2 separate regions of the Homo sapiens genome follow, and region 1 is linked to region 2. Evidence: chromatin contacts called from ENCODE POLR2A ChIA-PET data. All regions are on one chromosome and are shown on one strand. Each heading gives the region's core, a stretch centred on a gene start or an enhancer-like site at or near the end of the contact. The rest is flanking DNA. Distances are from core to core; before and after follow the strand shown. Region 1 overlaps DENND4A (DENN domain containing 4A). Region 2 holds the start of HYPK (huntingtin interacting protein K).

Region 1 (3,712 bases), core at 425-2,924, about 22 Mb after region 2:
AGTTTCCCCCTTTACACAACTCCATGCCACCTTTGCAAATTCAGTTCCTCCTATCAGAATATCTCTATTCCAATGGTCAACTGCTATGTAATATTGGAGACCTGCTCTTCGAAGCCTTCCTTACTGTTTTCTCCATGAGACCGTCATTCTCTTTTTGTATGCTTCTAGAGTATCTTGTACATATCTCTACTATGATTATCCCATTAATATTCCAATTATTTCTTTGAACATCTATTCTTCTCAACTAGATTATGCACTAAGAGTAAGCAATGTTACACCCCCATTTCTGTAAATATCTGTTTTAGCATACTCCCTGGCAGAGAGAAGTCAGTCAATAAATGTTTGCTAAATAAAGAATGATGTGATGTATTAATGGTATTAATATTAAAGAAGGTATATATCATCATACACATATGCTCATAAAATAATGACTCAAACTTCCAATTCTGTATGCAGAAGCTAATCACCTCCATTGTTTTTTACTTAAAAAAGGGAGACATTTTTAGTCTTCACAATAATCATGTATAGATTGGGGATGAAATAATTTAAGTTTCCTACTATATATAAAGCCACTGAGCAGTAACTTTTTTATTTCATAAAAATCATAATTTTTTTAATCATTAAGTATCCCTTTGTATCCACCACCTTTTAGAAAGTCTATTTACCTACACACCTATCCTCTGAGAATTGTATGTCCTGTATCATTCCCCTTCCATAAAAATTGGGCCTGAAAGCCATGTTTTATGAACCTTTGGCTTCATCGGCCACAGTTGATTAGACCAGAAAGAGATACCTGCCTCAGACTCAATTTTCTCCCAGAGGTTCAGAATGAAATCACAGAACCATGAGCGAATATATGAATTTAAGAGTTAGAAGACATGTCCATCCACGTGCAGTGGTGAAAGACAACATGCAAAGTAAGAAAAATGAAGTGGAAAAGCAGGAAGACTCAGAGAAATCATGCTACCCCAGGGTAGTAAGAAAATAGCTGCATGGGGCTGGGCACGGTGGCCTGTAATCCCAGCAAGTTGGAAGGACGAGGCAGGAGGATCACTTGAGGCCAGGAGTTCGAGGCCAGCCTGGACAACACGGTGAAACCCCATCTCTACTAAAAATACAAAAATGAGCCAGCCATGGTGGCATGTGCCTGTAATCCCAGCTACTCAGGAGGCTGAGGCAGGAGAATCACTTGAACCCGGGAAGCGGAGGATGCAGTGAGCTGAGATAGCACCACTGCACTCCAGCCTGGGCGACAGAGTAAGACGCTGTCTCAAAATAAAGAAAGAAAAAAAGAAAATAGCTGCCTGGGTTATAAATTTCCAGTTCCTGGTTTCCCTTCCCCTTCATGAGTCTTGGCTGTACTTCTATCATCGGGTACTGTGAAAACTCCAGCATCTTTGCCTAATGGGAACTAATTTCCCTTTTTGGGTAAGCCAGCTTACATTTTTTAAATTACAAACAATTTTTTTTTTTTTAAGACAGAGTCTTACTCTGTTGACCAGGCTGGGGTGCAGTGCCACGATCTCAGCTCACTGCAACCTCCACCTCCCAGGTTCAAGCGATTCTCCAGCCTCAGCCTCCCAAGTAGCTGGGATCACAAGCACGCACCACCACGCCTGGCTAATTTTTGTATTTTTAGTACAGATGGGGTTTCGTCATGTTAGCCAGGCTGGCCTCGAACTGCTGATCTCAAGTGACCTGCCTGCCTTGGCCTCCCAAAGTACTAGCATTATGGGTGTGAGCCACTGCACCGGGCCACAAACAAAAAAATTGATTAAACAAACCTCAAAAAAGAAAAGCAAAATATCAGTTAATCAAGGAAGCCAAAAAAAAGTTTTGTTTAAAAAAATGGCTGTTAGGCTGGGCACAGTGGCTCACACCTGTAATCCCAACACTGTGGGAGGCCAAAGTGGGCAGATCACAAGGTCAGGAGTTCGAGACCAGTCTGGCCAATACGGTGAAACCCTGTCTCAAATAAAAATATAAAAAGGTAGCTGGGCATGGTGGGATGCACCTGTAGTCCCAGCTACTGGAAGGCTGAGGCAGAAGAATCGCTTGAACCCGGAGGCAGAGGTCGCAGTGAGCTGAGATCAGGCCAATGCACTCCAGCCTGGGCGACAGAGGGAGACTCCGTATCAAAAAAAAAAGGCTGTTAAGCTGGTATCTTCAGATATTCCTCAGCACAATAAAATGAAAAATATTCACCAAACAGCAGTTTCAAACAATATTCTATAAATCCAACTTCAGTGTAGTTATGAGTAAGTATGAATAAAATTCTATTACAAAGTTCTGGTGTCCAGAAAAAATGAGAGATTAATAGGGAATTTCTTAGACTTTATCTGAACAAATTATTTTTTAAAGAAAAATAATATCAGTTACTACAATTTTGACCAAAAAGGGGGTGAGGTTTTTCTTCTCTGGTGATAACAGCCAGTCTTATCTAACAAGCCAAAGTAACACTGTATAGTTTCCCCCACCCATCTACACCCATTTATCTTAAAAACATGACATTTCAGAGTCCTCAACTAAAATACTCAGTGGTAAAATACAGTGACCTAAAAAAAAAAAAAAAAAAGCGTTCCCCAGTACCACAGTCATTACAGCTATACCTCAGAAATACTACAGGTTAGGTTCCACATCACTACGATAAAACCAATATCACAATAAAGGAAGTCACATGAATTTTTTGGTTTCCTAGTGCATATAAAAAGTTATGTTGCAGGCCAGATGCAGTGGCTCATGCCTGTAATCCCAGCACTTTGAGAGGATGAGGCGGGCGGATCACGAGGTCAGGAGATCGAGACCATCCTAGCTAACAGTGAAACTCCGTCTCTACTAAAAATACAAAATTATCTGGGCATGGTGGCACGTGCCTGTAATCCCAGCTACTCAGGAGGCTGAGGCAGGAGAATCGCTTGAACCCAGGAAGCAGAGGTTGCAGTGAGCTGAGATCACGCCACTGCACTCCAGCCCGGGTGACACAACGAGACTCCGCATCAAAAAAAAAAAAAAAAAGGCTATGTTGCTTTCAGCTCAGAGGAGGCCAACATGCAATTAAATACTGACTGCTATAAAAAGGATTTTAGGGCCCCATAAGGTGGTGCATGCCTACAGTTTCAGCCACTCAGAAGGCAGAGACAGTAAGACGGCTTGAGCCCAGGAATTTGAGGCCAACCTGGGAAATATGGCGAGACCACATGTCTAGAATAAATAAATAAAAATTAGAAGGAAAAAAAACCTTTGTTAATCTCAAGATACAAATTCAAGAGAAGGAAAAAGGCCAGGCGCAGTGGCTCACACCTGTAATCCCAGCACTTTGGGAGGCCGAGGCGCGTGGATCGTCTGGGATCAGGAGTTCAAGACCATCTTGGCCAACATGGTGAAACCCCGTCTCTACTAAAAATAGAAAAATTAGCCAGGCATGGTGGTGCACACCTATAATCCCAGCTACTCGGGAGGCTGAGGCAGGAGAATCGCTTGAACCTGGGAGGCAGAGGTTGCAGTGAGCCGAGATTGCACCCCAGCCTGGGAGATAGAGTGAGACTCTGTCTCAAAAAAAAAAAAAAAAGAGAAGGAAAAAAAAGCTGTTTTTTAGTTTGTTTGTTTGTTTTGTTTTTAAAGACAAGAAACTGTTGCTGAGGCTGGGGTGTGTGGCACAATCATAGCTCACTGCTGCCTCAAACTCCTGGGCTCAAGTGATCCTCCCACCTCA
Region 2 (3,828 bases), core at 1-2,500:
TGACAGCAGGAGGCAGCAGATTGCTGAGGCCCCCACATGGAGGAGGATGTAGAACAGGCGGCTGCAAGTGGATGCGGTGAGAGAGGGCCACCTAGAGTGGCAGCAGCTGGCACAAGGAGCAGGCCCACAGCAGCACACCTGGGAGTAGAGCAGATGCAAGGCAGCGAGGTGGAGACTTGCTGAGGAAAGGCATACGTTAATGTATGTGTGAGGTTAACCCAGGAGGTTGAATTCCAAAATTTCCCCTTCCCCTTTCTTCCTTTTACTCAGGTTCTGTTTCAAGCTGATTCCAGCCATTTGGGATTGCCGCCCACTGACAACTTAGTAGGGCTTTCATTATAAGCAGGCTTGAGATATCTGACCTTTCTCTCGACCTAAACACCTGGGGCTGGAAACATGGCGGGAGAGATTTACAGATTATACCTGGGGCAACGAACCAGAACGACATTAGAGGAGAAAAGAGGCCTGTCGTTTTTATTGGCTTCTGCACGTCTTCCTCCCCAGCTTCGGCCACTCTCCCCTTCGCACCCTCTCACCTGACAGAAGGGACTTTTCACTAGGACACTGCTGCCTCCGCTGTGCTGCTGTGCCAGGCCCAGGGAGGTGCCGGGGCTGGGGCCGGCCTTGGCACCCACCATCCTTGTCCCAGGGATTAGGCTTAGGTCCACCAGATGGAAGGCAGATGAGAGCAGCAGTTGCTTCTGTCCTCAGCCCATTGGACTGCCACTGTGTTGGGGCTGAGCACCCGGTCCCGGGCAGAATGGAGACGTCCGGAAGAGAACACTGACCTCCAGGTTGCGGTAAATGCAAATGCCCTGTGAAGGAGCTTTGTCCTTAGGGCCTCAACACTGCGGCCACTCAGGCTGTTCTCTCCAGATTAGGGGGCAGTTTGTCTATCTGGCCCCCTGTGGATTAGCATTCTTTATTGGTTTAGGATTAGACGTCATTCAGGTTGAACGGAGTTCCCTGAGGTGGGTGGGTGCGTGTTTATGTGTTGAGGGGACTATTCCTAGTTTATGAGGTGGTTAAGGATATCGGTGGGGTGGGCTGGAGCGGTGTCGGGTTAGGTCTGAGAGAAGGCCTCGCACAAAACACTGTACAAACCCGAAAGGAAGTCTGAGAGACGAACCGCCTTCCTCCCTGAAGCTTCTAGAACTGGAGCAGAAAGAAGGTGTGGCCCAGGGCCAGCCCCGCCTCCTCCCCGGGCGGAAGCTGTGTCAGTTGCCGGAAGTCGGCGTGAGGTGGGGCTTATGCGGCGGCGTGGTGAAATAGATATGGCGACCGAGGGGGATGTGGAGCTGGAGTTGGAGACTGAGACCAGTGGACCAGAGCGGCCTCCGGAGAAGCCACGGAAACATGACAGCGGTGCGGCGGACTTGGAGCGGGTCACCGACTATGCAGAGGAGAAGGAGATCCAGAGTTCCAATCTGGAGACGGTAAGGTTGGCCAAGAGCATGTCGGGGCGGGCTGAGAGCAGAGGGGGGCTCTGAGGCTGTAGCTGGAAGCCAGCGCTCCAAGACGGGGTTCTGATCCCGTTGGCAGGAGGAGGCAATAGGGTAGAGCCGAGGGAAACAGCGGTCACCGGAGCGCGCCGCTTGCCTAAAGGAGCTTGATAGTGGGCTTAAGGGGACCTCAGGTGCATAGAATGGAATTAAACATAGTCCTTGCTACCTGGTAACACTTGTCATCGTGAATCCATGCATGAACCGCTTGTTTTGTTGGCCTTTTAGATTATTGGGAATTGTGGGTAGCGGTGCAGTAACTAGACCTGCCTTTCCCATAGGCCATGTCTGTGATTGGAGACAGAAGGTCCCGGGAGCAGAAAGCCAAACAGGAGCGGTAAGTCTTCAGGGGCAGCCAACTTTAACAGTTCTTCCCTCCCCGGTCCCCAGACAAAAATAAAAACCATTATTAAGCCTTTATACCGTTCTTCAAATTTATCACCAATTCCTGCAGATCTAGGCGCCACAACTTTACTCTTGTTAGCAGAAGGCCTCCTGGCAACACCTGCTGCCAAGACTCCAGGGGAAAGGAGTATTAGTGGGAGTTTTTATTTTCAATCAAGGGTTTATCAAGATTTATTTACAGGGCACTTCTGGGAATGACCCTTCCTGGGAGTTTATGGTGTTGGTTGAGAATGAGGACTAATATATTTAAATATTTTTGCAGGGAGAAAGAACTGGCAAAAGTCACTATCAAGAAGGAAGATCTGGAGCTAATAGTGAGTGGTAGTGCCTAACTAGTGTATGCGGAGGGGAGGCTATTCTGCTTAATTTGGGTTGTTTCCTGAAACAAGCGGAGTCAGTATATTTGGTGGCACATTAATGCCTGGGAACCTATGTAACATGATTTTTTTCTGCAGATGACTGAGATGGAGATATCTCGAGCAGCAGCAGAACGCAGTTTGCGGGAACACATGGGCAACGTGGTAGAGGCGCTTATTGCCCTAACCAACTGATGCGTGCTTTCTCAAATATACCTACTGGATTAATTTATGGCAATAAAATTTTTTTTTGTCTTTTTCAGTTTTATCATCTTGGGTCAAGTAGAGTGTATACTATATCCTATGTTGTGGAGAATTTATATGTTGGAGACTAACTGAATTTAAGTGACCCATTAAAATCTAGCACACCTGTATGAAAAATCAGTGTAGAAGAATACCTCATGTGCAGATGCTAGGTGGCAGGCCAGTCTCATTCATCTGACTAGCTCTCAACAGTATTCAAGGTACATCTGGAGTCTCAGCAGAGTTACTGTACTCAAATGGCATGTGTCTCCAAGACAGCTTATGAATATCTAAAAGGCCAGCTACCTGCCTAGGAGCCACTATATATATAGATAGATGTAGGTTATGAACCCAGTTCATAGGCCACCTTGAGTTAGAATTTTGGTACCTACAACATGCTTGATTTTGAGTGATTAAAAAAAAATAATTTGGCTGGGTGCTGTGGCTCACACCTCTAATCCCAGCACTTTGGGAGGTCGAGGCAGGTAGATCACGAGGTCAGGAATTCAAGACCAGCCTGGCCAACATGTGAAACCCCGTCTCCACTGAAAATAGAAAAATTAGCTGGGCATGGTGGTGGGCGCCTATAATCCCAGCTATTCTGGAGGCTGAGGCAGGAATCGCTTGAAATTGGAAAGCAGAGGTTGCAGTGAGCTGAGATCACACTACTGTACTACTGTACTCCAGCCTGGGGGAAAGAGTGAAACTCCATCTCAAAAAAAAAAAAAAAAAAAAAAGCCCGGGCACAGTGGCTCACACCTGTAATCCCAGCACTTTGGGAGGCTGAGGCAGTCGGATCATGAGGTCAGGAGTTGAAGACAAGCCTGGCCAACATGGTGAAACCCTGTCTCTACTAAAAATACAAAAAAAATAAAATTAGCCAGGCGTGGTGGTGCATGCCTGTAGTCCCAGCTACTCAGGAGGCTGAAGCAGAAGAATTGCTTGAACCAGGGAGGCGGAAGTTGCAGTGAGCTGAGATTGTGCCACTGTACTCCAGCCTGGGTGACAGAGCGAGACTGTCTCAAAAACAAAACAACAAAAAAGAATTTAGGGGCCAGGCATGGTGGCTCATGCCTGTAATCCCAACACCTTGGGAAGCTGAGGCAAGACGATCACTTGAGCCCAGCAGTTTGAGACCAGCTTGGGCAACACAGTGAGATTTCGTCTCTACCGCGCTCCCCCCACCACCAAAAAAAGAATTTAGGTACCTGAGGGTTAGAACATGGTAAGACTAGAAGATATCAAAGGTTGGGCCAGGTGTGGTGACTCATGCCTGTAACCCCAGCACTTTGGGGAGGCTGGGCTGGGAGGACTGTGTCAGG

The links. ChIA-PET counts read pairs that join two places held with the same protein, here RNA polymerase II (POLR2A).
Region 1: POLR2A ChIA-PET joins it to region 2 with 11 read pairs in B cell. The contact joins the enhancer-like site here to the promoter of HYPK in region 2. POLR2A ChIA-PET finds 5 or more read pairs at or near these places in 2 of 52 experiments (B cell and activated CD8-positive, alpha-beta memory T cell).

Annotation. Positions count from the first base shown.
Region 1 is chr15:65,775,896-65,779,607 of GRCh38, forward strand. The region is part of intron 1 of DENND4A (DENN domain containing 4A); the gene reads right to left. Among named protein-coding and RNA genes, the nearest start is that of DENND4A, 15 kb to the right of the region's middle. RefSeq lists an enhancer at 1,411-1,460 and a silencer at 3,709-3,712. Within about 2 kb of position 1,675, at least 5 of the 41 ENCODE cell types and tissues checked have a DNase peak (open chromatin) inside an H3K27ac peak, as active enhancers do; they include B cell, where a contact is called at or near this core.
Region 2 is chr15:43,799,349-43,803,176 of GRCh38, forward strand. It overlaps HYPK (huntingtin interacting protein K), which reads left to right and starts at 1,251. Exons shown (of 4, transcript NM_016400.4): 1 at 1,251-1,436; 2 at 1,784-1,839; 3 at 2,170-2,221; 4 at 2,363-3,828. The coding sequence starts at 1,275. The coding sequence ends at 2,458. It overlaps SERINC4 (serine incorporator 4), which reads right to left and starts at 872. Exons shown (of 12, transcript NM_001258031.2): 1 at 537-872; 2 at 1-138. The coding sequence starts at 638. SERF2-C15ORF63 (SERF2-C15orf63 readthrough) reads left to right here. Exons shown (of 6, transcript NR_037673.1): 3 at 1,147-1,436; 4 at 1,784-1,839; 5 at 2,170-2,221; 6 at 2,363-3,241. RefSeq lists enhancers at 1-669, 670-1,370, 1,278-1,527.